Regions from separate parts of the Mus musculus genome. Here regions 2, 3, 4, 5 and 6 are each linked to region 1. Evidence: chromatin contacts called from ENCODE POLR2A ChIA-PET data. All regions are on one chromosome and are shown on one strand. The core of a region is the stretch at or near the end of the contact, and the rest is flanking DNA. Distances in the headings are between cores, read along the strand shown. Region 1 holds the start of Rab5b (RAB5B, member RAS oncogene family). Region 2 holds the start of Cd63 (CD63 antigen). Region 3 holds the start of Pa2g4 (proliferation-associated 2G4). Region 4 holds the start of A430046D13Rik (Riken cDNA A430046D13 gene). Region 5 holds the start of Zc3h10 (zinc finger CCCH type containing 10). Region 6 holds the start of Esyt1 (extended synaptotagmin-like protein 1).

Region 1 (3,525 bases), core at 514-3,013:
GTACCTTTTCTGACCTCTGAGGGGTCCTGCATGCATGTGGTATATATGCAGGACACTATGTGGTAAAAAAAATAAATAAATTCAGTGATCACTAACATTAGTATAGAAAGGAAAGAGGAGGAGGAAGAGGAGGTAGAACCCTAAGGGAGAAACCAATAGGGTCCAATCTATAAAAAATTTGACAGGTTAGCAAACCCCTCCCTCTATATGTGTGTGTGTGTGTATATATGTATGCATACATACACACACACACACACATGCCATGTTTGAATACCAAACAGCCACAAGTTATCCTCTGACATTGTGGCTCACATATGTATGCAGGTTATTACATATAATATAATTTAAAGACTTCTTCATTCTCTATAATCCATCTTTCTAAATACCTCAAGGTTTGACCTAAATAACTAATCTCACACACACACACACACACACACACGTTCCTGAATAAGTGGGCAAAGAAGAAAGGATGGTGCCAACCTTCTGGTAGCTAACCTCTCAATTCTTCCCCAAATCCCTTCAGGGATATCACCTCACAGTTCCTGGCGTGAATAGTCTGTCCCATTAACTATCTAGGAAATGCTCAAGTGCAAGTCTCACAGAAGTTTCAATAAACATGGTCCTTTTTTTTTTTTTTTTTTTTTTTTAATGGCTGGGGATTGCTTTGCCCCTTTCCATGCAAATGACAGAGTTCCTCAAATCTAGGTTAAATAAGCGTAGTCACCACAGATCACATTATGAAGTGGGAAAGACTGAGCAAAGCACTCCCAAATTTTCTTAGTTCTCTCACAGTAGATGAAATAGGAAAAACAACGAATACAATAGCAAACCTAAAGGAAACAGGAGTGCAGTCATGACTAGCTATGAGGTCAGGGTAAACTAAAGTGGTGTGTGTGTGTGGGGGGGGGGGGCTGGACGTAGAGCTGCCAGGCGCCATGGAATAATACATAATTTTACCTTTGTCTTCATTCCCTATTCCTGAAGTACCCCAAAACTTCAAATCACCACACCCAAGCACTAAAGGAACAGAAGAGTAAGGAACTTCCAAGATACTGAGCCTCCCCTCACCATCATTCCAGAAGTTCCCATTACTAATAGCAAACCGTTTCTACTTCCTTCCACTTTGGTCTTCTACATTCTTCATTGACTTCAGTGAGACCAAATCCCTCTCGGCAACACCAGTACCCCTAGTTCCCCTTTCAACAGTCACTTTCCCTGAAAAGAATGCCTCTCTCGGCTAAGAGCCCCAACAGTGGATGTCTCGGGAGACCCAGCCTCGGCTACCCTCGGGGCTGGGCGTAGCACTGTCCCCTCCACACCTCCAGCCAAATGGGCTGGCTTCCCCTCCCTCACTGCCTGGTCTCCGACCCCAGCTCCTCCCTCCTCACCGCGGTGCTCAGAGTCCCGAGGCCGGCCCTGGTCCTCACCGGCTCCGGGTCCCCGCGCCCGGCCCCCGAGCGGCCACCACAGCCAGAACCCAGCCGCCTCCCAACTAGAGGCTCGGCTCCCAGCCCTGCCGATCACCTCCTCAGCGCCCACTAGGCCTGTGGGACAGCCCCTTCGGCCCTCTCCAGGAGGTTCTGGAGCCCTGACGTCGGCCCGCCCCGCCTCTGCCACAGGCCAGGCGGCGCTCCTCTCGGGACCTCCGCCTCTGCCCTTGTGGGCTCCATCAGCTCGGTACCTGGGGCTCCGTATCCCCCGTCGGGCCCAAGCCTGTGTGGAACAGACAAACAGCTGCAGCTCAACCAAACTCCTACCCCCTTCGCCTCCTCCTCCTCCTCCTCCTCGCCGGGGCGGCTCCAGCCAATCGCAAGATCACCCGCCTACCGTGGTGGGTGGGCTATGTGAGCGTCCGCCCGCCAATCTTCTGGAGAAAGGCGGGCTCTGAGGGACTATCACCAACTAGCACAAGTGAGAGACTGGATTGGCGAGGCCGCAAGCCAATACCTACACGAGAAGCCTTGAAGATTGACGGGATAAGTAGCCATTAAAGAGAGAGCTCCTGGGAAAGGGGGCAGTGCATCACTGACAGGCATGTGCGTCAGCCAATAGAACCTCAACACCCGTGACACCCCTCCCCCGCCTCTCGACTCGTAAACATCTAATCAGGTGAGTGAAGAAGGCGGGTCAAAAGGAAATTTTAACCAGTATTGGGAAATTTCCGAATTTGACAGGCAGGCAAGGCTAGTGAAGAAGTGAAGAAGGCTTTTGGTCGGGTGTGGTGTGGCACTCCCAATCTCAGCACAGTGGATTGGGGTGGAGGCAGTTCTGAGTTTGAGGCTAACCCGGGATACTCAGTTTAACAAGACCTCAGTATAAGGGGGATGGGGAGGGGAGTAAACTGGGCTTGGTGGCCCACATGTTTAATCCTAGCAATCGGGAGGATCTCCATGAGTTCCAAGCTACACAACGATGTCCCCCCCCCAAAAAAACAAAAACAAAAAACAATGATACCAGCATTAACCTTCTCTTCTCCCCGTGCCCTGCTTTCTGTGTCAAATTAAGAAAGTAAAGACCCTGCTGGGCATGGTGGTGCACGCCTTTAATCCCAGCACTGGGAAGGCAGAGGCAAGGCGGATTTCTGAGTCTGGCCAGTCTGGTCTACAAAGTGAGTTCCAAGACAGCCAGGGCTACACAGAGAAACCCTGTCTCGAAAAACCAAAAAAAAAAAAAAAAAAAAAAAAAAAAAAAAAAAGTAAAGACCCAAAACCAGGAAATTAAACAACTTTTATCTTGTAAATTCTTTTTAGTGGCGCACTAGAGAACAGTAGTTTTGGGGTGAATTGCCATGACAACAGAAAGTGGTAGTCTGAAGACACTTTAGCCTCCTAAATATTTTCACATTGATATTTTCTGAATTGTTTGTAAATGTGAAAAAACATTTAGACAACTTTGCTGAGGATTTTTTTTTTTTTTCGGTACTGAGGATTGAACCTAGGGCCTAGAGGCAAGCTAGAGAAGCATACACTTCCGGTAGAAGACCCAAGGCCTGTTCCCAGTACCACTGCTCACAGCTGCCTGTAACTCTAGGAGAGATGATATGCCCTCTTCTGGCCTCTGCGGGCACTTGTGGCTCACATGCACACACAATTTCAAAACCAGACCAAACAAACAAAACTCTACACAAAATGGTGAACACTTCCTGGGAAATGGAGGGTTGAGACAAAGGCCCCTGAAGCCCACTCAAGTTGCTGCTAAAAGAAGGAATTGAAACAGTGTTCTGTATTGGTGTGCCTGTGTGAGTAGGGGAAAGTTGGAAGGAAGCTCTTCAGTTTCTCCATCCTTACAAACACCCCACTAAAGAGCATGGCAGGAGGGCCTGCATGTACAGAGATTAGGTGGACACATACTGCTTATTCACATTCAGAATATCACCCACACCATTTTTTCAGTAAAAAAATAAATGAAGGATAAATATGAAAGAGATTCACTCTACAGCTGAGAATATTTTCTTTTAATGAATTTACAAACTAAATTACAAATAATATTAACAGAACACTGGAGGACAGGGAGTGGGAGAAGAAA
Region 2 (3,454 bases), core at 586-3,085, 210 kb after region 1:
TATTCTTGTTTTTTTTGAGATGGGGTCTCGAGTCGTAGCTCATTCTGGCCTTGAACTTTGAATGACCAAGGGATCCTCCCGTTTCAGTCTCCCAAATGCTATACTTATAGGTGTATACCACTGATTTTGTTTTGGTTGGATTGAGACAAGGTGTTGTTGTGTAGCCCAGGATGGCCTGTAACCTTCAGCCATCCTGCCTTCACCTCCATAGTGCTGGGAAGGACAGGCCTCACCATCATGCCTAGACTTCTTTGTAGCCTGGGAACTGAGCCTGAGTTCGTGACACATGCTCTACCATAGATCTGCATGCATTTCCATTCGCCATTTTGAACTATAGTCTCACTAGCACTGGGTATACAGCTTAGCTGGTAGAGTGCTTGCCTAGTAGGCACAAAATCCTGGGTCTGGTGCCAGAACTGCATAAACTAGATGCACTTGTGCACACCGGTGGTGCCAGCACTTGTGGAGGCAAAATGACCTGCAGTTCAGGGTTATCCTCAGCTACATATGGAATTCCAGGCCAGCCTGGGCTACATGAGACCCTGATTCCAAAGAGATAGGTGTGTGTGTGTGTGGTGTCTCACTAAACTGTCCAGAGTGGCTTTGAATTTTTGATTTTCTTGTGCCAGGTGTGGTGTCATGGACTTTTAGTGTCTGGAGGCTGAGGCAGGCAGATCTCTGAGTTTGAGGCCAGCCTGGTCTACAGATAGAGTTCCAGGGCAGCCGGGTCTACACAGAGAAACCCTATCGAGAGAGAGAGAGAGAGAGAGAGAGAGAGAGAGAGAGAGAGAGAGAGAGAATATGAAAGTGCTGGGATTACATATGTGTGCCACCAGCTGGCCTTTGTTTTAATTGTTTCTTTATATACAGTCCCTTCCCTTCAGATTCAGTAAGCAACTCAAGGCAGAAGGAGCTGCGGAGAAAAGGACAAAGTTCAGGTTAGGAGTGTAAGGCCGGTCGGTCCTATCTGAGCTTTTTACAACAGTTCCTTCTGTGAACCACCAGCGGCACACGGGAGAAAGGTATTTCTAACTCTCGCCTTTACCTGGTTTTGCCATCTCTGATGAAAAGAGGAATAAGATACGGAAGTCCATGCTATTGCCTCGCCGGCCTTAGTGTCCTTTCTCACATCTCCATTAACCACTGGCTAATCCAGGAGCAAGGGAGCTCTAAGGCTTTGTTAATCTTTTCCCAGGAGGGCCCAGGCTCTGACGTGTTATGATTGACGCATGGAAACGGGGTTCTAGACAAGGGCTTCCTCAAAGGGTTTTCTCAGCTCAGGAGTTCTAGAAAATGGAGAAGCTGGGGCCATAAAACCCTAGTCCAGAATGTTGGGAGACTTCTAGGATGGGAAGCTAGGGGCTTTCTGGAAGTGTTTATTCTGACTTCACCCAGTGCCACTCAACCCACACCTTCTGCGGGTGGCTCGGGAATGGGGCGGGGGGCAGGGCCTTGAACAAGGACGGAGAGGGAGCTGCGTGGTGGGTACTCGGTGGGTTGAGGTCTGCAGATGACCGTTTTGATACTTTGGCTCAGTTCTGTCTTTGGGCAACTCTGAGCCGCCGTGCGTCCTCTGGACTCTGACTCGCCTACTCCTGAACCAGAGAGAACCAGACGGCGCCTGGGTTGCAGAGGGCTCCGGGAACCCTGAGGTCCGGCTCCTGGCTCGAGCCTTCCAGGCAGCGGCCACGTGGCCTTGTCCTGGCGGGGGGCTCACCTCCCCCTGCTAGCCTGGTGACTCAGGCCGCAGCTGTTCCCGTGTCACATGAGAGAGAGAGGGAGGGAGGGAAGAAGGCGGCCACCCTGCGGGGGAGGGGGGCGGCCGGAGCCGGGGCGGGGCCGTGCAGCAGGCGGGGCGCGGGCAGGGGGCACGGGAGACGGCGGCTGAGCCGCGGCAGGAGAGTACTGAGAAGCGTCGGGGAGCGCAGGTGAGCCGGGCCCGGGGACCCGGGGGACGTCCGTGGGGGCAACTTTGCCTCGAAGTTCGCGGGGCGCCATCCGCGCCGCACCCGAGGGGAGGCTCGCGCCCAGGGGCTGGCGAGGGTCTCGGGTCGCGGCCTGTCGGGATCGGGGATCGGGAATCGGCGCTGTGCAGCGGCGGGCGGAGATCTACCTGGAGTCCGGCCGCGCCCTCCGTGCGTCCCGGGATCCCGAGATCCCGAGGCCCCGCTGCGTGGCGCGCCCCAGTCCGGCCGGCGAGCGGGGAGGGCTGGGAGACGTGGGTCTGACCGCGGGTTTCTGGGTGGGAGGGCAGCGATGGGGGCCGCGCAGGGAAGGCTGCGAAGGCCGGCGGGGAGCTGCGGATGTGGCGGCCCCTCGGCCTGCTCTACCTGCTCTAATCCTTGGTGTTCTCCGCGGCCCCAGGCCCAACAGCCATGGCGGTGGAAGGAGGAATGAAGTGTGTCAAGTTTTTGCTCTACGTTCTCCTGCTGGCCTTCTGCGTGAGTAGTGCGGGGAGAGCGACGGGGCGCCCGGGCGGGGTGCGGGGGGGGGAGTCTTGGAGCGGGAGCCGTGAAGGGTGAGGGACCCAGAGATGAAGGCAGCTGGAGGCCAGATGTGGAAGGAAAGCCCAGGGAAAAGGGCCAAAGGCAGAACGTGTCCGCGCTACCTCCCTTCCCCATCCCCCACGCGCAGCTTTCCGGGACCTCTGAGTAAAGTTTGGACCGAGAATTGCCATCCTAGACGGGGAGCACCCCCAACCAACCCCCTCCTGGCCCTTCCTGTCTGGTGACCCAACCATTCGTGGTACGGGGTGGTGGGGCAACCTGCCAACGGTCTGATGGTATCGCCAAGGGGCTGTCTCCACTCCTCACACCGTTGATTCCTCTCCATTCTCTTAGCCCTCTCATTTACTTGGGGGTAGGAAAGGCTCTGCCCTCCTTCATTTGCTCCTCCCTGTGTGTTCTGAAAGGGGCCACTCTTTTTTTGTTTGTTTGTTTTTCGAGACAGGGTTTCTCTGTATAGCCCTGGCTGTCCTGGACCTCATTTTGTAGACCAGGCTGACCTCGAACTCAGAAATCCGCCTGCCTCTGCCTCCCGAGTGCTGGGATTAAAGGCGTGCGCCACCACGCCCGGCCCGAAAGGGGCCACTCTTACCCCCTCCTCCGCCCTAGCCTAGCTGGCCCTAGGACCTGAGTCACTGGAGTGAGGGGGTAGTTCTGGGAGAGACTCTAGCTGGGAGTCCATAGAAAGTAACCCATATCCTGTGCCGAAGCGCTGTTTAAAGGCAGCATGACACCTCCCGATTCCCTTCTCCTTGTGTGCCTTAAACAACTTCCCAGCCTTCATTGTGGGGCAAGGATGGGCAGACCTTGTCTACAGCCAGTGTTTCCTGGAGGTGTAGGATCTATCTTCTGGGTGGGGGTCGGGTGCGAGGGCTACTGGACTGAGGATCTGACCTAACTCTCGCCTTTTTCCTCAGGCCTGTGCAGTGGGATTGATCGCCATTGGTGTA
Region 3 (3,573 bases), core at 839-3,338, 130 kb before region 1:
ACCCATGTTTAACGTCTGCGTTTTTGTTTTTGAGAAATACCCCTGACTGTCCTAGAATTCAGCGTAGACCTGCCTGCCTCTGTCTCCCCACACATGTGCTGGCACTGAAGGTGAGCCCACCACACCCTGCTCTACTTCCTACCTTCCCTTCCAAAAATAAGGTCAGCACCAGCTTCTCTCCTCTCCATGATTTGACACTTAGGCCTTAGGCCTCACACATCCCAAAGATGCTGTGGCAACCCACTCCACACACACAAACAGACCAAAAGACATTTATAGGCGTCGGGGACAATGGGGAGGTAGAGAACTGCTGAGTCAAAGTTGAAGCATTGTTAAATGTTACCTCCGTCCCTCCCCAGACACAAAGTAGTAATCATAATTTATGTGGCTGTATTTCCCCATGTCTAAGTATATAAGCCCAGGGGAATTAACCTAAGGTCTTAAAGATTCAGAGGGCTAAAACTTTACTTCCAGTATATCAAGATCACATGTAACCAGTTTCAAAACTATTATCTGAAGTTGCCTGTGGGGTTGGAGATTCTGTCTGATTCAAACCAACAGCAAATACTAAAACATCACCCCAAATAAGGTTATCATTTTGTGTATGTCTTTATGATCATGGGAATTCTAGGTTTGATGATTTCTTATGTGTTTTATTCTCTGGATTCCAGAGGAACTAAGATGTAACCAAAGACACCCTAAATACCTTCTTCCAAGTATTTTGTCAAGTCCATTCTAAAGGCCTAAGGCAGTTTTTTTTTTTTCCTCAAGACAGGGTTTCTCTGAAACTCAGAAATCCGCCTGCCTCTGCTCCCCAAGTGCTGGGATTAAAGGCGTGAGCCACCACTGCCAAGTCTAAGACAGTTTTTATCAAGTGAATTTTAATTTTTAAAATGTTAAAGAGCCGGGCATGGTTACACACACCTTTAATCCCAGCACTCTGGAACGCTGAGGTGGGCGGATCTCTCAGGCCAGCCTGGTCTAAGGGAGTACCAGGACAGCCAAAGCTACACAGAAAGCCCCAAAAATAAGGGGGTAAGGGAGGGAAAGAACTGGAAAGAGAAAACAGTAAAGTTATCTGTCCAAGTGGCAGACAACTGTTAGGAGAGTAAAGATCATTTAAGAAATGCTTATAATCCTAAAATCCGTGTCTCTCTCCACTTCTTTTCAGTATTATAGACAGGCTTGCCCAGCTGTCTAAGCAGAACCTCAAAACACTGTAGAGGCTCTAGGAACAAATATTAAAGGCCGCCTTCAAAAACCGGAGCAGTGGTCATACAGGAAAGCCAGGTTGTTTTAGAAGCTCCAGAAGTGTCTTCCAACGGCCCCTCGAGCTAGGTCAAGGGGCGAAGGGGGTCCCCACTAAGAAGACCTGAAGTAAAGACTTTAGCAAAGCACGTGGTGGGGAAGCACGGTAGGAGAGGAAGTGGGGAGCCATCGATCCGCACACAGGGACCTGGCAACACGTGCCGGCTCAGCTCCCGCGGGTCAAGAGCCGCGACTGGCAGAGGGGCGCTTCCGTCGCCAACAGCTGGCCGCTTCCTTTTCGAGGTGGCCTCACTGCTGCCAGTCGGGAGCATAGATCCGGACAGACCGAAGGGTATGGGCAGAAGACGACGCGCCTTGCCTCCTTACCAACCGCCCAGGGTCGGAGCATGCCTGGGCCCCTCTCTGTACTCCTCGCGGTCGCCGGCCCGCACCTCCACTCTCCAGCCCAGGCATGGCTGCTCAGTCCCCAGGGCGACACCAGATCTCCCCACCACGTCGCCCCCGGCAGTCGGCACGCGCCCCTCGGTGGCTCACTCGGCAAGACCCAGACGCCACAGCCCTCCGGAGAGAGCCCCAAACCTCTCCCTCTCAGCCTCGACTCCAAGACCCCCGAGGCCGCACTCACGGTTGGCGATGTCGCCCCCCATCTTATACTTGGTCACGACCAGGTCCTCGGCGATAGTTTGCTCCTGCTGCTCGTCTTCGCCCGACATCTTCCTACTGCTACTACTGCAGCTTCACTTTCCCTGAGCTGCGGCCTCCGTCTCCCTTCCCAGCCACAGGCTGTAGCTAGAGTCTCTTCGATCCGCGAGGAAAGCGCGAGCAAGCAAGGGAGCGGGAGGGCGGGCAGAGAGAGCGAGAAGCTGCGAGCGCGCGGGCTGAGGCGCAGGGCACACTGGGACAATGAGTCCTGCTGTCGGCCAGTTCCCAGCCGCCCTCGCGGGCTCTAGAACTACAATTCCCAGCCTGCTCCTCGCGCCCGTCCGCCAGGCCCTGGGAGGACTTGCCTTCCCAAGTCTGCGCACGCCGGAATCGCCGGGCACGCTGGGAAGAGTCTGGCCCCGGCGGGAAGGCGGAGCCGTTGGGGAGCTTGAGGGAAAGCGTGGTCTCTCCGGGAAAAACCTCTCATTCACGCCGACCCTGAGCTCGTAACAGCGAGGGGCGGGCCAAGCGGGGAGGGGTGGAGCTACAGGGAGAAAAGGGTTGAGAGGCCGCTGGGCAGGGTGGAACAGGGTGGAGCCTGGAGCCATAGGACTAGGGTCAGTGGGTGTGTGTGTACGTTTTGGGCGGTTGTCCCGTGCGCGTAGCCTTGGATTCCCCTGTCGGCCGGCGCGACCGGCCTGGCTGGTCAAATCCTCCAGTGCTGGGATAACCTCTGGGAGGGGCTGAGCGGAGGTGGAAGTCCTAGGGTGCTGGAAGCGAGCACTAACTGGACAGTCTGGGTGATTATACATGTACCATGGCCTGCTAATAGAAAAAGGCCAGACTTCCTACTAGACTAGAATAAAATAGCACTATTGTTCCAGCCGTGGTTTTTGATGGGGGCCATCTAAGGGAAACGTTTATGAGGGATTTGGTCACTCTTAAGAGTTCTGAATCGCCGGGATGAGGTGGCGCACGCAAAGGCAGGCAGATTTCTGAGTTGGAGGCCAGCCTGGTCTACAGAGTGAGTTCCAGGACAGCCAGGGCTATATGGAGAAACCCTGTCTCGAACAAAAAAAAAAAAGTTCTGCATCATTTCAAGTTTTCAGTACCCAACCTGTGTAGGAAAAAATAAAAACAACCCAAGGCTTGCTTGAGCTTTTTCATTTTCTCCCAACAATCAGGGGGTTAGGGTTTTGTTCCTAATTGTTTACACTTTTGTTCCTTTGTAGGGATCCCCAGTAAAAAACCCTTTAGTAGAAAGGACTAGAAATGCAAAGCCGGGCACTGGTGGTGCACGCCTTTAATCCCAGCATTTGAGAGGCAGAAGTAGTCGGATTTCTGAGTTCGAGGCCAGCCCGGTCTACAGAGTGAGTTCCAGGACAGCCAGGGCTACACAGAGAAACCCTGTCTCGAAAAAACAAACAAAAGAAAAAGACTAGAATGCAAACAGGGTCTGGAGAAATAACCTGGTTGGTATAACCTGGTATCCTTGCAGAGGGAAGGGAGTTCCCAGAACATTACAGTCACCTGTAACTCTTAGCACTGTGTAGTTGGCCTCTGTGGGCATTGCACTCACGTGCACATAACACCATTCCCAAACTCCCACTCTCTCACATACCCATAATTAAAATCTTAGAACAAATCAAGATTGGTTACATT
Region 4 (3,391 bases), core at 269-2,768, 200 kb before region 1:
AAGAAAACTAAAGTAGAAAAACAAACAAAAACTTGCATTAGTTTTAGACCGTGGGAAAGCCCAAGCAAAGCAAGGGCTTGGGGTGGAGTCGGGGTAGAGGGGTGGGGGGCTGGTATCAGGTGGGAAGTTTTAAAATCTGTTCTGGAAACAGTAAAAGGTGAGAGGAGGCCTTTGCACTCCCTTCTGTCTTTTCCCGTATCCTTAGAACTTGTAATCCCTGGGCCCCCACCTACCCCCAACCTTAAACTATGCACAGTAACTCGAGCGTGTTATTACCCACTGACTTCTATACCTAATGTTGGTTTAGGGGTTCCAGTGTAGGCAAGGCTTAACATCTGTCACACATAATTCCAAAGAAGGAACATTTTTCAACAAGACAATGTTATTCAAATCAAACAAAAGGCTATAATGCCTAGTGAGCATGGAGGGAACACACACACACACACACACATGGAGGGGGCCCTGGGAGACAAAGAGCCCCCTAATAACCCAAAAGGTTACAGGACCTCCAAAGGAGTTCATAGGTATCCACACGGACACACCATTGGTCAGGATCACATCAAAAACCTTAGCTGAGCTTTGAGTCACAAACCTTGCTGGAAGCGCTGATGAAGGGAAAAGATGATGTTTGGGAGCTAGGAGGTTCTGGCTACTCTGTTCTTGGATAAAGAAGAATTACATGGCATTCTGAGAGACTGGTCATTCCACTTAGGCCCTGGAGTTCGCAGAGTAGCAGTGGGTCTCCCATTTGCAAAAGGGCGTCAGAATCTTTTTACTGCAAATTGTCCCATTTTTGGAAAATAAAGAATCCTTCCTAAACAAAACGCCCGTTTCCCTCACTTTCACTCACTCCTAAGCCCTAGAGAGGAAAAAGACCCTCCCAGCCCCTCAAAACTCACCTTGCCGGGTCCGAGGAAGGGGCAGGTGGGGGGCGGGACTCAGGGCAGCTCCTGTCCCTGAAGGGTTAAGTGCGGCTGCCGCAGAGCATGCTGGGAGTCGTAGTCCGCGAGCACCCGCAGGCTCACAGGAAACCTTTTCCCAGCCGTGAGAGTTGGTGGTGACTTCCGGCCCCTGGTGACAGTTGGTGACTCAGGTCCTGAGGCGTGCGCCGGTTCCGGAATTGAAAGGGCCTGAGCTGTCCCCACCCATGACCCTGCGGCTGCAGACCCACAGACGCCCGCAAGGCTAGGGGCGGGGCCGGCCCGGGCGGTGGGAGGGGCCGGGCGGTGGGCGGGGCGGCAGCGGGGGCTTCCTCAGGCTGTTAGCTGCGGAATGGTGTAACTTGGCAGAGTTTTGCGTTTTATTTATTTATTTATTTATTTATTTATTTATTTATTTATTTATTTCACATTTGATAGTGGTCGAAAGACTGACTGAAGTAGATGTTAAGATTTACAATTTAGCCTGGCCATCTGCTTCCACTCTCCTCCTTGTGGAGGCGTCTGCTGAGGCCGCCAATGCACCGCGGTCTCCCCCCCCCGAGATACCCAACAAATGCAACGCTGGGCTCTGCAGTCCTTCTTTACCTTTCCGACACCATTGCCCAGCCTGAGTATTTGCACTTTCTCCCTGGAGTTTAGCAAATGTCTGAGTGCAGAGAGGGAACCGGCCCACCGTCCCGAAACAGACGAATAAATAACTCTGGCGGCGCGCCTCATACTAGAGCTTGTGCAAGCAAGTGGACCAGAAATAGCTCAGGGTAGAAGACTCCCAGCGGCGCCATAGGAAGAATGAGGCACAAGCCAATTTTGTACCCTGAAACGGACATTCCCCGGCTGGAAAAAGCTTGAGTAAAAAGGTCTGTACGGGTGCAAGGGATGTAGCACAGTTGGTTGCACAAAGCTCTGGGTCCCAGCACTCAGGAGGTGGAGACAGGAAGAATCAGATGTCTTTGGGACGTAGGGACTTCGGGCCAGCCTGAGCTACATAAGATCCAGTTTCAGAGCAGAAAGGGAAGGGACGCCTGAGAGCTTGTCTTAAACTAGAAAGCAAGAACAAGAAAGCAGTCTTGGTGATAACACAAATGTAATCCCAAGTCGGGGGGTGAGGGGGGGGGGGGGACAAACGAGCCTGGGCTATACAGTGAGACTCAAAACAACAGTGAATAAGGGCTGAAGTTAGAGCTGGCTGGCAGAACAATTGTCTACAACCGTTCAGGTTCTGGGTTCAGTCTCCATCACCATTAAAAAGGATTCCCACCCCCCCTGGTTTGTTTGTTTGTTTGTTTGTTTTGTTTTTTGTTTTTTTGGTTTTTTGAGACAGGGTTTCTCTGTATAGCCATGGCTGTCCTGGAACTCACTTTGTAGACCAGGCTGGCCTCGAACTCAGAAATCCACCTGCCTCTGCCTCCCGAGTGCTGGGATTAAAGGTATGTGCCACCATGCCTGGCTGTGTTTTATCTTAATAGATATGTGGTCCGGTGTGACTTTTTTGTTTACGTTTTTCAATGGCCTCAGTCTGCTGCTGCACTGGCTAGCCTGCCCTGCCTCCCTGTTACTCTGTGTTCTAAGGTTCTTGGGGTCTAACCCAGAGCTTTCTGCATGCCAGGCAAGCGCTCTACCCTCGTAGCCCTGAAAGGAAAGAAGTGGTGATAATCACACAGCAGTGTATCACTTCAGAAACTTGAATAATTGTGGGTTCACCCTATACAACTAGATTTTGTGTTTGTTTTATTTTTATTTTGAGACAAGGTTTCTCTGCATAGGCTTGGCTGTTGACTTTTGTCTTTTTTATCTATTTTATTGAGAGTTCTTATACTATTCTCTCCCTTCTAACCCTCCCCCCCGCCCCAATACAACATGAGGTAGGAGAGAAAGGCTACAGAGGAAAGAGGACGAAGACCTCCACAGGCTTCTTCCTTGGTTAGGTTGTGGTGTTCCCAGGGGCAAGTCAGCATCCCAGCAACAGCAAGGGGAGCAGCTGCCGTAGGCCTTCTAGGGGCCCTTGTATTAATATCCTCTCCAGAGTCTCTAGAATTAAACTATCTGCAGATGGCAAAACCATGCCCCTCTTGGAGCACAAGACAATCATAGTGGCTGAGGACAAACTGAAGAAGCCCCATATCCCACACTTGGGCTTAAAACAAAAGCACATAACATGAGGGGGTTTTAAAGAAACCAGAACTCTCAGTACACCCACCTGTCCTGGGCTCGCTCTGTAGACCAGGCTGGCCTCAAATTCCCTCAGAGAACCAGGCCAGCCACAAACTTAGAGACCTGCCTGCCTCTGCCTCCCGAGTGTGGGGATTAAAGGCGTGCGCCACCACTGCCCAGCTGGACATTAACTTTCTTTTTCTTTTTTTTTCTTAAGATTTATTTATTTATTTATTATATGTGAGTACACTGTCACTGTCTTCAGACACTCCAGAAGAGGGAGTCAGATCCCATTACAG
Region 5 (3,725 bases), core at 746-3,245, 150 kb before region 1:
GGAGGGAGAGAGCTGGGATGAAGCCACTTCATCTTACTAATGATGCTCAGCCAAGGAGGGGGAGGGAAGGGGAGAGTGTTAGATTTTTACCTTCTCTCATTTAAGTTGTGAGGGAGAAACTAAAACAGGTGTTGGTGTGTGAACAGACTGACACTGGAAAGAGTGCTCTAACACGGGCTGCTTAGCTTTGAGAACTCATGGAAGAAGGAACACCAGAAACAGAACTTCCCTTAATCCCTCTTCTACGTAAACTCAGCTCAAGTCTCCATGTATTTTAGAAATCCCTGGTTAAACAAAACAAAACAAAACAAAACTGGTGTCACTAGCTACAGGGTAACCCTGAAACCTGTCCATCTCCCAGTGTGTTCCACACACAAACACCCTCATTTCATGGAAAGACGTTCTGAGCTGAACTTTCTACTTTTAGATCCCCAGGACGAACTGTTCGAAGGACAAGGTGGAAAGGAGTTACTTTCATAGGAACGGTGACCTTTCTTTCCCCATTCCCCACCCCACTCCATGAAAATCCCACTGATATCAAACCATAGCACTCCTTACCCCATAAAAATCCTCTTTATTTATAGACTCTATAAAAGCTTTTTAAGTCTCCTGTTTCTCAAGAGAGCTCTGGAATGTCAGTCCACTGCCCTAATTCTAGCCCTCCCTTCTCTCTAACCCTGGGAGTCTAAGACTGGGAGTCCCTGCTACCACGTGTCTAATCTTTTAAATGTTCCCTGAGTAGGACTCAGGCTCCCCCTACTGTTCAAATAAGAGAAGTTCCTAGTTTCCGTTTGGGAATAAAGATACCTTTCTTGATTTCCCGTTTCCTTGACTTCCTTGACTTTGCTAGAATAACTAACCAGATTAGAAGTCAGAGATGCACAGGAATACACAAGATGGGAAAAGGAGCCCCAGAATATAAGAAACAACTGGTAAGAAACAAGCCCTTAAAAGATCATAAATGACGATCAGGTGAAGACTAAATGCCTTCAAAGCCTGACCAATGTTTCAAGTCCCACTAGAAGCAGATAACTGGATATGATAGCCTTCCTCACCCCAATATCCCAGAATTAATACCTGAGGTAGCTCAGGTGAAGTCCGGGGCTCCCGTGAGTCTCCACCTCCACATCACTGCTGGGTTCTGAACAAGAAACAAAAAAACAAAAAACGGAGATTTGAGTAGAACAAGGGAAAAACGTGAAAGGGATATGATGTGGTTTTCATACACTGGAATGAATTCTGACAAAAAGCTAAGAGCTTTGTGGCTTTTAGGCTCCCTTAAGAGGTCAAAGTGAACGTCACCTATCACAAGGAGAAGTCCCTATTAAGAAGGATAAGGGCTAGAACCGACCAATAAAAATTGGGAAGCTGAACTAAAAAACAAAACAGTTCCTGGTGAGGAAGGTTAGCGGAGCTTTACCTCAAGATGAGAAGGATATGGGGTTCAGAATCCGATCTAGGGTTGGAGTTCGGAACGCCAGCCAAACCTGAAAGCTGGACAAGGGCAACAACTGACTAGTGTCAGTGGGAAGGCGAGACTAGACTCGGGGGCGGTGATTACGACCATCCCCCAACACCCTAGAGTTCACGAAAAGTCCTACGAGTTTCCCTGGAAGTCTTCTGGCTTGGCCGGCTCCGCGATGCGGTGCCAGCACTCAGCGGTGGACCAGGTGACTGGGACACTGAGGAAGTGAAAGGGGAGGGGGGCTCGGGGTGACATCAGGCGGAGGGATGGGCAGGGCTGTGACGTCACGGGGCTGGCGTTTGCTTGGGAAGCGAGGTCAGTGAGAAAAGGGGCTCTGTCCTGGGTAACGAGGAAGAGCCAGGTCGGTTCCGGGGGGTTTGGGGGAGGCTCGTGTGGCCGGGCAGAACCCAGTCGCTGGGCCATCCCCGACTCCTCCCCTCCGGGCGCGGCCTCCACCTAAGTCTCCCGCCTCCCTCACCTGCCGCCGCCGCCGTAGTTGCTGCTGCCGCCTGCCGGTCCTCTAGCTTCGACAAAGAGCCGCCCACCCTACGGTTCTTCCGCTTCCTGCGGAAGAAAGAGACGCTCTAGCTACCAGACCCGGAAACACACTCTATGGTCCAACTTGCGTGCTAGTAGGCGCAGGAAGCTCCCAACAAGCCTTGCGCATCACCATGGTAACAGGACTCCGCCGGACCCGGAACTCCGCTCAGCGTCAGGTTCTACGCAGTGGTACCCCCAAAACGTAGGAGTGGCGCTGTGAACGCACCAACTCTGTAACTTAACCTCGGGCGCACACTCAACCGGCTCCAGCCAGATCAAACACCCAAACTATGTCGCCTATACAGAAACACACTCGAGTCCCCACCCCAAGGAACCGCAAAAAAACACGTAACAGCAGTTTGATTCTTCAGCTGACTGCAAGAGGGTTTATTGTACACGAGCTACACTTGGCCACAAGAGAACAGAGCTAGTCCAGAGTGCCGGGGGTCCAGGGCAGAGGGACTGTTTTGGTTGTAAGAAAGGCGGTCATTTCTCCAGGCGATCGCGGCGAGGTGACGTTCCAGGTCTACTGAGACTCATTACCGATGGCAGCACACAGTCCGATAGCTTGTCCCGGCCCTCAGCATCCCTCACTTCTGCTCCTGCAGGCGTCGTAGGTGCACGGGCTGGCTTACTTGGACCTCTGCCTCATCTTTCTTCTCTTGCGCTTCAGCCTGGAATGGAAGGCACACAAACCTGAGTTTTTTTTTTTTCCTTTGCACATCTATCAATACGTACACTTAGTGCACGAGTACAAGAGACGATGAGATTAACAAGCACCAGCTCTGCTGTACTGGGCGGCGACTCCTGCTTCCTTCCCGCCAGATATTTTCTTCCAACCAAATATCCCACACCGAGCTTGCCCCCACTGCCCCAAGGTAGTCTTGAAAAATTAAACGTACCTGCGCATTCTCTTCTTCCGCCACTAAAAAAACCCGATCATGTGAGGAGACAAAAAAGAATGTTAGAGACAGGCTTGTGCAAGGCCATGAAACTGCTCAGAACACAGGGCTTGACAAAGGACACCGGTTCAGTTTTAGAGCCGAATCCCTCATTTTCCCACCCCATCTTTTCTTCAGCAAGAATTTTAAGCCTCTCCCTGACTGCGAACACCCGAGGCAAACCGTCTGGAAGCCCGCAGAGGAACCATGGCGGGGACTAGGTGCCCGATTCACCACCTAAGAGCCGCTCACCTTCGCTCTCATGGCGCAGGAGTCTCTAGAGAGAAAGAGGGAAAAATGCCGTTAGCCCGCTGTGATGATAGTGAATGTGGAGGTCGGATGTTAACGGATTGCACTGGAAACCCGAACGCCAGAAAACCCCGCGACTAACCAAGGAAGATGGCGCTAAGACCGAGAGGGCGGAGAGGGAGGCCTACTGCTATTTAATGGCGTGCTCGGTGTCGTCACTTCCGAGCCGGCCCGTGTGTCGTCCCTTAGGGCGGGGCTGCTCGAGACAGCGACTTCCGGCTGCCTTACTAGAGTGCGTGTTATCAAGCCCCACCTTTCCGTCTATTTTAAGGATATTGTATTATTTCAACACCAGCACCTGTTTCCAGTATGGGACTGAGAAAAAATAGGCGGGGAAAAAAAAAAAAAAACCACTCCGTCTTCTCCCTCGTTGCTTCATGGGAGTTGTAGTTTCTTGGTAAACACTTCCATTTACTACTATTAATAGGTGTGGCTTGTAGTAAAAATTACTAGTTTTGCCCTGGCTTGAT
Region 6 (3,526 bases), core at 576-3,075, 170 kb before region 1:
GTGGGAGAATTCTTTCCTTAGAACTTGGGGACACTGAGGCTTCTTTAATAAGGGGAGTGGGTAGGATGTGGGGCCACATAGAGATGCTTCAGCTAGCTCAGAGATGCGAAATGGCAGCTTCTGGGGCCAAGGAGGGGGAGGGGGAGGAGTCTTGAAGAGAAGGGTACATTCTTTCAGGAGGAGATCCTGTCAAATCAGAACTCCGGGGAATCCTGGGATGAAGAAGTCCTAGTTCCTTTGTCCAGCCTTCCCTGCTCCCCTGGGACCGGGCGTGGGCTCCAGTATAAGAAGGTGAAGAAGAAACCAAACCCTGATAACCTAGAGACTGGCAGGAAGTCTTAGGCCTGGTGCGCTGGTGCGCTAGTGCCTGCGCAAGCCTCCGCACTCTCTCCCTCATTCCTTTCCTCCCTAGCTCCTTTCTCTTTCTTCCTGAGTGGGAAAGGACACCTGTGCTGTACACGGAGGTAGGGAGGTGTTGGGTTAATTCCAAGGATAAAGAGTAGCAATAACAGTTGCTACTTAGGGCACATGAAACCGTTTCTTCTTCTTTTCTCTCCAGGGAATGGCAAGTGTGACTGGTGTCTGCCTCTCTCTACCTGTCACCTCTAAGTGAGAAGAGTAGGGAGGGTACCCCAAAGGGGTTGGTAACCCGCTCAGCTTAGCAAGGTCAGAGGGAGGCATCTTTTCAGCCCAGGAGACAGGGTATAGTAATGAGGGCCTGGGTCGGCTGAGCAAACGAGCGAGCGAAGGCTGCTCACAGTCCGGAAAAGGGTGGGGCCGCCCTGGGTACGAGTAAAAAGGAGCAGCGGGAACTACAGCTGCCGCACTACCCTCTTCCCAGAACCTCCTCCTCCCTTAGCCCAGCAGCCCGGCTGGCTTGAGGCTGGAAGGCGACCGCGATAGGTCATTTCCAGGTGCTGGGACTCAGCGGAACAATGCTTGCAGGGCTGGGTCTCAGCGGGTACCTAGAGACAAGGCAGGAAACGGAAAACCCTAATGCCCTGAAGTAGATAAAAAGCCTTGAAAGCGCTAGCAAAGGCGGGGGAACCTCTGAGCCATCGCGGGGTGGGGGGTGGAGGGATCCCCAGAGGCAGCGCGGCAAAGGCGCGAGTGGCACCAGAAGTCAGGAGGAGCGAGCATTCTACACGCTTGGCTGGGAGCGGCAGCTCAGATGTACTGCTGTAGTCCGAGGAGACGGAGGAAGAAGTCCCGATTCCGTGGAAGGATCCGCTCTGCGGCAAGGGTGGGCGGGGAGAGTGGGTGGCCGCGTCCAGGAGTGGTGCGTCCCAGCACACAAGCGCTAACGGGACGATGCAAAGTCTGGGGGCCCGCTGTCCTAGGTGGGGGAGCTGACTTTGTAGGGTGGGAGAGCCCCAAGTTGAGGGGCTAGGAAGAGCTATACTGCACCAAGGGCTGAAGTGGTAACTCACCCAGGCAGGTAGTTCCCGGTGGCTCATATAAAGCGTCTCTGCGGTGATCCGCTCCTCGTCATCCAGCAGCTGCCTCGCTGCCCTCAGGCTCCGTTCTTTCCCATCGCGGACCCGGCGCCAGCCCAAGTACAGGGCGAGGCCGAAAAGCACGAAACCTACGCTAAGACCCGCTGCCCCTGCCAGGTACACCGGCACCAGCACCAACAAGCGGCGCCCGAAGGAAGTCAGCACCGCCAGGGCCTCGCTCGCCGCACCTGGGCCGGCAGGTGGGACCCCGGAGCCCCCGTCCCGCGTGGAGTCCGTGGCAGGGGGCTGCCCTGACGGCTCGGGGCTGGCGCCCTCTTCAGGGGAGTGCTCCATGGGGCAGCTTCTGGGAGTGCCCGCCCGAGCAGCTGCAGGCAGCTCAGTGTCTGGTCCAGCTCCCCCCCAGTAATATATGGTGCTCCCCCCGGGACCTCAAGCCCCGCCCCGCCCCTGCCTGTTGGGGCAGCGCCGCGTAGACTTGGGAAGCTAGAGAGGACTTGGGATGGCAGGGCCTCCGTGATTGGACCAGAGGGTCAAGATGGGAGGGTTGGATGGCGGGAAAAGGGGGGGAAAGAAACCAAAAGACAGTATTTGACTGGTCACGGAGAGAACGGGGCGTAGCGTCCCACTTAAGAGGCGGGAGCAGCTGCTCCTCCCACGTGGGATTGGAGCGCCTGTGGAGTTACGTCATGCAGAGCCGCTACTCTAATTACTGAGTTCAGAGTGAGCTAGAGTTGAGGGTGTATCTCTCCACACGTTCAAATGGTTTGGCAGGGTTTGGTCTGAATCTTAAATATTCTTTGTCAACTTTCCCAGCGTTTGATACTCAGAGAACGTTCGTTTTTGCCTCTAAGAATATTCTTTGAGTTTTTACTGGCTGCCCTTGCGAAACGTTAGGGAAATTAGACCGATTTAGAACGAAAGTCTAGGATGACCGACCCTGTCTAGCGGCCCTGTCTGTGCTGTCCTCAGTCCCCCTATCTTGTCCGTGAAAAGGAACAAGTCAGCGACAGCTGGGGCGTGATGAACATTAGAGTTCTAATACTCCAGTCTTGAAGAAGTGGGGTGAGGGGAGGAGATCGGTAGATAAGTGAGATTTTGTTTCTTTTTAGAATCCAGAGTTAGTCATCTCTATCATAGAGGGCCGATTAAGATTATAGTCAGGGAGGGGCGGTGTTCAACGGCAGCAGTAATTATTACATTTTGCAATAGTTTCCTGATGCTGACCAAAATCAGGTCGGGGAGGAAAAGGTCTGTTTGACTTACACTTCCATATCATAGTCCATCATTGAAGGGAGTCCAGGCAGGAACTGAAACCGGGCTGGAACCTGGAGGCAAGAGCTGATGCAGAGGCCATGGGGGGCGGGGGACGGGGTGCTGCTCACTGGCTTGCTAAACCGGCTTTCTTTCTTTCTTTCTTTCTTTCTTTCTTTCTTTAAGATTTATTTATTATATGTAAGTACACTGTAGCTGTCTTCAGACACCCCAGAAGAGGGAGTCAGATCTTGTTACGGATGGTTGTGAGCCACCATGTGGTTGCTGGGATTTGAACTCCGGACCTTCGGAAGAGCAGTCGGGTGCTCTTACCCACTGAGCCATCTCACCAGCCCCCGGCTTTCTTATAGAACCTAGGACCAGCAGCCCAGGGATGGCCCCCGCCAACCATGGGCTGGGCCCTTCCCTATCAATTAAGGAAATGTTCTACATAGAGGTTTGCCTACAGATCTTATGGAGGCTTCGTCTCAATCAACGTTCCTTCCTCTCAGACGACCCTAGACTATGTCAAGTTGATATAAAACTAGCCAGCACCCTTGGGAACATCTAGGACACTAAAATGAAGAATTCTGACAGACGGGATGGTACATAGCTGTAATCCCAGCATTTTGGAGGCTAAGGCAGCCTGAGATAAATAGCAGAAACAAAATAAAACAAAACAAAAGGAGGCAGGGGTTGGGGGATACAGAAAGGAGGGGAGGAGGAAGGAACAGGCTAGGAAGACAGCTCTGTTTATATAGCCCAAGCATGACGACCTAAATTCATTCCCCAGCAACCACAAGCAAAAGGCCTTTGCT

What was found. ChIA-PET counts read pairs that join two places held with the same protein, here RNA polymerase II (POLR2A).
Region 2: POLR2A ChIA-PET joins it to region 1 with 11 read pairs in embryonic stem cell. The contact joins the promoter of Cd63 here to the promoter of Rab5b in region 1. POLR2A ChIA-PET finds 5 or more read pairs at or near these places in 4 of 5 experiments (Patski and embryonic stem cell).
Region 3: POLR2A ChIA-PET joins it to region 1 with 15 read pairs in Patski. The contact joins the promoter of Pa2g4 here to the promoter of Rab5b in region 1. POLR2A ChIA-PET finds 5 or more read pairs at or near these places in 3 of 5 experiments (Patski and embryonic stem cell).
Region 4: POLR2A ChIA-PET joins it to region 1 with 11 read pairs in embryonic stem cell. The contact joins the promoter of A430046D13Rik here to the promoter of Rab5b in region 1. POLR2A ChIA-PET finds 5 or more read pairs at or near these places in 3 of 5 experiments (Patski and embryonic stem cell).
Region 5: POLR2A ChIA-PET joins it to region 1 with 12 read pairs in Patski. The contact joins the promoter of Zc3h10 here to the promoter of Rab5b in region 1. POLR2A ChIA-PET finds 5 or more read pairs at or near these places in 3 of 5 experiments (Patski and embryonic stem cell).
Region 6: POLR2A ChIA-PET joins it to region 1 with 13 read pairs in embryonic stem cell. The contact joins the promoter of Esyt1 here to the promoter of Rab5b in region 1. POLR2A ChIA-PET finds 5 or more read pairs at or near these places in 5 of 5 experiments (Patski and embryonic stem cell).

Annotation. Positions count from the first base shown.
Region 1 is chr10:128,694,505-128,698,029 of GRCm38, forward strand. Rab5b (RAB5B, member RAS oncogene family) reads right to left here and starts at 1,764. Exons shown (of 6, transcript NM_177411.4): 1 at 1,682-1,764. It overlaps Cdk2 (cyclin-dependent kinase 2), which reads right to left. Exons shown (of 8, transcript NM_183417.3): 8 at 3,435-3,525. It also overlaps a transcript of Pmel not described here.
Region 2 is chr10:128,908,031-128,911,484 of GRCm38, forward strand. It overlaps Cd63 (CD63 antigen), which reads left to right and starts at 1,836. Exons shown (of 8, transcript NM_007653.3): 1 at 1,836-1,928; 2 at 2,365-2,441; 3 at 3,422-3,454. The coding sequence starts at 2,376.
Region 3 is chr10:128,563,846-128,567,418 of GRCm38, forward strand. Pa2g4 (proliferation-associated 2G4) reads right to left here and starts at 2,089. Exons shown (of 12, transcript NM_011119.3): 1 at 1,895-2,089. The coding sequence starts at 1,982.
Region 4 is chr10:128,497,729-128,501,119 of GRCm38, forward strand. It overlaps A430046D13Rik (Riken cDNA A430046D13 gene), which reads left to right and starts at 1,519. Exons shown (of 2, transcript NR_131151.1): 1 at 1,519-1,798. It overlaps Myl6b (myosin, light polypeptide 6B), which reads right to left and starts at 957. Exons shown (of 7, transcript NM_172259.1): 1 at 900-957.
Region 5 is chr10:128,545,751-128,549,475 of GRCm38, forward strand. Zc3h10 (zinc finger CCCH type containing 10) reads right to left here and starts at 1,996. Exons shown (of 3, transcript NM_134003.2): 1 at 1,944-1,996; 2 at 1,078-1,141. It overlaps Rpl41 (ribosomal protein L41), which reads right to left and starts at 3,418. Exons shown (of 4, transcript NM_018860.4): 1 at 3,338-3,418; 2 at 3,199-3,223; 3 at 2,908-2,930; 4 at 2,360-2,679. The coding sequence starts at 3,210. The coding sequence ends at 2,637.
Region 6 is chr10:128,524,034-128,527,559 of GRCm38, forward strand. Esyt1 (extended synaptotagmin-like protein 1) reads right to left here and starts at 1,826. Exons shown (of 31, transcript NM_011843.2): 1 at 1,431-1,826. The coding sequence starts at 1,790.